Regions from separate parts of the Homo sapiens genome. Here region 2 is linked to region 1. A link is a loop called in an ENCODE intact Hi-C map of the cell type or tissue named here. Cell type or tissue: ovary. All regions are shown on one strand. Links, peaks and the distances in the headings refer to the core of each region. The heading gives the core; the rest is flanking DNA. Region 1 holds the start of LOC105374901 (a long non-coding RNA gene). Region 2 holds the start of RREB1 (ras responsive element binding protein 1).

Region 1 (2,904 bases), core at 291-2,790:
TCTAATCTCCCTAATGTCAGTGTCCTCATCTGAAGAATTAAAGATATAATTTGCCCTACAAGATTTGGGGGATTTTTGTAAGAACCTATTGAAATAATAGATGTATGAACATTCTAAAAAGTTACAAGTGAAATAAAAATGATTTTATAAGAGTAGTTCATTATACTAGATTTCCTATCACACTGACTAACACTGATATTCATGGAAAGAAATGAGAACCTGTACCAGCACTGTTGAAGACTGAAACAATATGGGATTTCCATCCATCCCACCAATTTACTTGGATCATCTTTTTAGGAGGCTTACAGGGAAGTTGTGCATCATATAGTTTATATTTAATATACAGAAACTTTTCTTTAAGGCAACCTGAGGCTGGGCGCGGTGAGTCACACCTGAAATCTTAGGACTTTTGGAAGGCCAGGGCAGGCAGATTGCTTGTGCAGGAGTTTGAGACCAGCCTGGGCAACAGAGCAAAACCTCATCTGTACAAAAAATACAAAAATTAGCCAGGTGTGGTGTGGTATGCGCCTGTAGTCGCAGCTAATAGGGAGGCTGAGGTGGGAGAATCACCTGAGCTCAGGGAGGTTGAGGCTGCAGTGAGCTGTGATTGCACCACTGCACTCCAGCCTGTGTGACAGAGTGAGACCCTGTTTCTAAAAAATAAAGAGACCTGAGTGAGGGTGGGAGAGAGTTAACCAAAGAAAACTGAAAATAATACTAGAACCTTCGCTATTATGGGCAGAAAGTTTCCTGCAAGCAGCAGCCAAGTTCCCAGAGAGGAAAACAGTGTGTGTCTGTGTGTGTTTAGCTTCATAATCACAGAACGCTTAGGTACTATGTTCTTTTCTCCAATCTTCCTTCTTTCCAAAAAAAAAGAAAAAGAAAACGAATATGGATGCAAGCAGCAGAGGTCTCAGAAATCTTCAGGCAGTTCTGCCTGAATTGCTAAAGCAGGGAGTAGCTGAGGGCCTTGCAGCCCATTCCTCTAGTACCTGTGGCATCTGGGGCCTGCAGCAGGTGTGGCGGTGACGCGGGTTGTTTGTTTTCCAGGGTCAGGTTGGCCCATTTCTAGCCCAGGGCTCTGGGTAAATGTTTAGATTTCATTTTCTGTCTGGTGTTCAACTCCTGGGCGTCAAAGGCAGGCCCCCTGCATGCTGCTGCCCTCCCACGTCCTTTGTCTCCTCCCCGGGGCTGGTGGGAACACTAGAGGTGAGAGGAAAGGGGAGGGGAGGGAGTGGACGCTTTGCCGAGATTCCAGCTCTCCTCAAGAGCCGCTTTCCAGGCACAGCATCCTCCTCTCCCTCGCCCTCTCTAAGGAGGGCTAGCAACGCCCCAGTACTGGGAATGGGGCTTGTTTACACAGCTCATTATTCTCGCTTTGCAGTTGCTATAGCAACCACCAGGGGTCAGTTTCTAGAAGGAGAGGAAGTTCCCTTTTGGGGAGTTAGCCTTCCAGCCCCTGTGCAAAGCGCAGCTGAAAACAAAAGCCGTAGACACCCATGAAGGAAACACATGGAAAAGCTTCCTATGACCGTAAGCATCCTTTAGGGCAAAAACCACTCAGAGACGCCACGTCTCTCCCTTGCTGAGAGTCTCCAGCACAGCTGACGGCAGAATGAAGGTCTGACCCCCGCACGGGCCAGGCTTTCCTCTCGCCCCACCCGATCCTCTCACCCCTTTGCCCTGTCTTAACGGCCTGAAGACATTCGTTGGTAGTTAAGATGACAAGGGCGGCTACCTGGGTTCATTTAAAGTGATAAGTTTCATTAATATTCTGTATTAACTGAGGACCAGGAAGATCTCTGTGAACTGGTACGATTCCCATCTTCTTCCTGAAGGGAGACGCAGCACCGCATCAGAGCAGCGCGCCCATCTCAAGATCCACACCCACGAGAGAAGAGCCGCGCTGCTTCTGTAGAGCTTGCTGGGAAGACCCCCCCAGGACGCCTGGCCAGTAAAGAGTGGCCAGCACTAACCTGCTTAGCTAACTTGATTTAGCAAACAAAAAATACAGATGCCTAGTTAAGTCTAACCTTCACAAAAACAAGGAATTTTTGTGTAAGTCTTCCACGTAGCATCTGGGCCATATATACAGTAAGTCTGTGTAATCCACCATAAGCCAGTCCTTGCCCTCCTCCTCACTGCTCATCATCGCCTCCAAAAACGTATAGCAGATTGTATAGCAGATGTATAAGTTCTCTCTTACAAGCAAATAAAGTGCCAGCTTACTGTTCAGGATGATCTAACCCTTGGACTAGCAGGCTGATCATGAAAAAAATGAAAGGGACTGATTTACATATATGCAAATCAGAGGCCAGGCTAGCCAGACATGTGAGTTCACTAATTTTCCCTCAGATATAAACACCAGCATGAGTTACTTGATTGGTAAACAGAACTCATTTTGTGAATTATCTAAAATCAGTAAAGGGTAATGATTTCTATTTGTTTGAAAGGAAAAACATTTGTACTGTATATGTTTAAAGGAATAGACCAAATTTGTTTCAGTGCTACACACGTACATGGAAGAAAGTCATATTTGCATTTATCAAAGTCACACTCTTCCCAGCATTTCTTTTGCTAAGGTTTTACTTCTTCACCAAGAAGGGTGGCTCAGTGAAAGTTTTACTGAATTTTGTGGCAATTCTGGAAAACCTAGACCGTTGTAATCCTGTGTTGACCCTAAATCCACGAACCCAAAACTTAAGGCAAAAAAAGTTAAGCATAAACTTTTATGAAAATAGCAGCTGTAATATATTCCATCAGGTCCCCACCAACTCAGACTGCAGACTCCCACAAGCTCTAATCCAAAACAGGTAATTAAAACTGTGAAGCCAAACATCAATAAAAATGTTCTCACCTGTTGCTAACTCTAAAAATCTCAATATAGATTTCAGAGAGAAAAAG
Region 2 (2,904 bases), core at 122-2,621, 350 kb after region 1:
GCCCTAGAGCCTGAGACCAGCCTGGGCAACATAGCAAGACCTCCTCTCTACTAAAACTTTTAAAATTAACTAGATGTGGTGACATGCACTGTAGTCCCACCTACTTGGGAGGCTAAAGGTGGAGGATCACTTGAGACCAGGAATTCAAAGCTGCAGTGAGTTGTGATCCCACCACTGAACTCCAGCCCGGGCAACAGAGTGATGCTCTGTCTCCAAAAAAAAAAAAAAATTAAAAAAAGTTGTAGTAAAACTGTTTTCAATCTTTTTTGTTGCCAGTATTTTCTAGATGGCATTATACAGGTGGCAATTTGTCATGAAAATTCATATAGCATTGGAGATTTGCTAAATTATGCATAAAATTCCAATTTTGATATTTTTCCTATTCAAAACTTATCCCTGAATGGGGAGACCAGGAAAGGCTAGCTCCTGAATCAGAGACAAAGTGAGTAAATAAAGTAGCATTCCCCACAGGGCCCTTCCTCTGCCCTCATTGGAACACATTACAACTTAGAAACACAAGACACCTATTCTATGATGGCAATGTGAACTATTATTCCTGTCTAGAGACCTGCCCATCTCCTCCACGACTGGCCTGTCTTCAAAAAAGCATTTGATAATACATTTGGGGGCGGCGGGGTTGGGGGAGGCTCAGAAAAATGCAACCGCTAAAATTTCTCTGGATGGAGTTTTCTTCAGTAAACAGTAGACCCTGGGAAACATAACAGGTTCCGAAAACTTAATTTTGATGACTGAAAGTCAGAGAAACAGCCAGCTGAATCAGCTCCTTCTTGGGCAGTGGTTTAGCCTACTTATCTCATATCAGACCTAAGGGTCCAGCTGCTTTTCCTTGGTTCTAAAGAGTTCTATTCTGGCCAGGACCCATCCCGAGACAGACACTTCTGTCTGCAGCCCTGAAAACTAGAGGTCAATGGAAGGGCTCAAATTAAAGGCCCACAGTTGGGCTTACAACTCTCCATGGTGTTCAAGCCTTCTCAGAGGAGCTGGTGTGGTGGAGCCAGGGTCAAAGGTCATAGTAAATAGAAAGTAGCCAGCTTTCTGCCTGCATAACATCATCTTGCCTAACCAGACTCAAACGCTTAATTCTACTGTAGTATTCTTTGGACATTCTTCTTTAGAACTACGGGGGCGGGGGGGGGGGGGCGTGTTTATTTTCAACAACCACAATCATCCTTATCTTTCTGAAGATGTTTCCAAAGGCTGAGAACAGACCCCTTTCAGAACCTCGGTAGGAGAAGTATTAACAGTTGGAAACATGTCAGCTGCTTTATGGAGGAAGCACAGCCCAGGCCTGGTTTCTCTGGGCTCCGTGATAACTTGGGGCAAGGCAGCCAGTGCGAAGCGTGGTGGCAGGAGCTGGAGAGATGGAGAGCGGCTCGGAGAAGGGCCCCTGCTTTTCAGAGTTGAAACAGGAGCCCTCTGAGAGAAAGAGATACTGCGTGTGGCTTCTCTGAAGCCTTGGAGGGCGACGTGGATGACACAGCATCAGCCATTCCATCGCGGGGTGGGGACACAGTGGCGGCAGGAACCGTCCTCAGCCCCTGGCGGCCACGGCAGTTCCCCGCTGAAGCATCCTTTGTGGGGTGTGGGTAAGGGAGGGGGACCAAAGTCGGGTCGGAGTTGAGTTTGTTAGACGGCGAGCACACTCAGGGCGGCAGCCCGAGTAAGAAGGATGGCCCCGGGAGAGAAACGGCTCGAAGCTAGGGGCGGGGTGAAGCGCCTGCTCCTTAATCTCCTGCCCCATCATCCACTCGCCCCACCTGGATGCAGAGCGAGGACCGCGTGGAAAGGAAACGGCGCGGGCGGGGCTCCCCCTCGCAGATGCCTCGGAGACCCAGAGGGGCGGCGTCAGGCCAGGGCCCCGAGCCCTACGCCCCCCATCCCCCCAACTCCAGCGCCTCTGAGGTGCCCCTCTCGCAATTCCGAGGCATCACCGTGTCTCCCCCGCCTCCGTTAAAATAGTGAAACTGCGGAGTGAAGTGATGGAAAGCCGGGGGCGGGGAGTCGCCCGCGGCGAGGGGCTGCAGGGGAGGGGGCGCGGTGGCCGAATAAGGTGGCCCGCGAGCAACGGGACGATTGGGATCGCAGCCAGTCGCGGCCTCCCGGACCCTTCCCCTCGGGCAGCCCGGCCCTCCCATGGCCCGGGGCGCCTTGGGAGGGCGTAGGGCAAACCTGGGGCTGCGGTGGGGGGTGGGGAGGGGACTCCACCTCCATCCATCCCGGGATGGCAACTGCGGTCACCCTGCTAAAGTCGGGGCGGGGGCGGCGGTCCTCCCCCTCACCCCCCCCAGTCCGAGCGCCGCCGCCGCCGCCGCCGCCGCCGCCGCGGCCGCTCAGTAACACGTCCCCAGGAGACTCGCAGGAGCAACACGTGATGTGTCTACTTATCAGGGTGAGAGGGGGAGAGCGAGACTCCGAGCGTGCGGGCGAGGAAGCTGGGCGGGGGGCCGAGACGGGGGCCGGGACGACGGCTGGGGCGCCGGGGTCGCCAGCTCCTCGCCCACCTCCCTCCCTGTGGGAGAAGAGGAGGAGGGGAAGTGACTGCGGAGTTGATGAACTTTGCACATCCAGAAACGCCATTTTGATTCCTTTTCCGGAACAAGTTTGCATCTCTCCTCGGTCTCTCCCTGAAGCCCACCGGTCCCCAACGCATCATGCCAGGGAGCCAAGCGTCCTGCCCGGCCGTAAGTACGTGCCCCGGATTCCGACTCGCGGTACGCCGGCGGCAGCGAGAAGTCTGGGGCACAGCCGGAGCGACCTTTTAAAGAACTTTGGGGATGGGGAGGGTGAAGTCTGCAGAGCGCGTTGTACTTTTGAAACTCGGTGTGTCCCGGAGCCGGGGACCCGCACGCCCCACTCCGCGCAGCGTGCGCTCGGGCCGGCGGG

Evidence for each region. Hi-C counts contacts between places; a loop is a spot of excess contacts. Peaks named below come from ENCODE experiments on the same cell type or tissue, not always from the same donor. Only the 100,000 strongest peaks of a DNase experiment are listed, where the experiment ranks them.
Region 2: it touches region 1 in a loop (2.0-fold over the local background); 5 of 110 quality-filtered maps call a loop at or near these places.

What each region holds. Positions count from the first base shown.
Region 1 is chr6:6,757,963-6,760,866 of GRCh38, forward strand. The region is part of intron 2 of LOC101928004 (a long non-coding RNA gene); the gene reads right to left. It overlaps LOC105374901 (a long non-coding RNA gene), which reads right to left and starts at 1,340. Exons shown (of 2, transcript NR_187807.1): 1 at 993-1,340. It overlaps LOC124901254 (a long non-coding RNA gene), which reads left to right and starts at 1,394. Exons shown (of 2, transcript XR_007059436.1): 1 at 1,394-1,533; 2 at 1,839-2,032. In ovary, for the core only: a CTCF peak has its summit at 1,403 (motif pointing right); a DNase peak (open chromatin) is centred at 1,419.
Region 2 is chr6:7,105,359-7,108,262 of GRCh38, forward strand. RREB1 (ras responsive element binding protein 1) reads left to right here and starts at 2,603. Exons shown (of 13, transcript NM_001003699.4): 1 at 2,603-2,702. RefSeq lists an enhancer at 1,412-1,471 and silencers at 1,822-2,301, 2,362-2,581. In ovary, for the core only: a CTCF peak has its summit at 1,593; DNase peaks (open chromatin) are centred at 1,563 and 2,333; H3K4me3 peaks cover 1,279 bases; H3K27ac peaks cover 2,057 bases.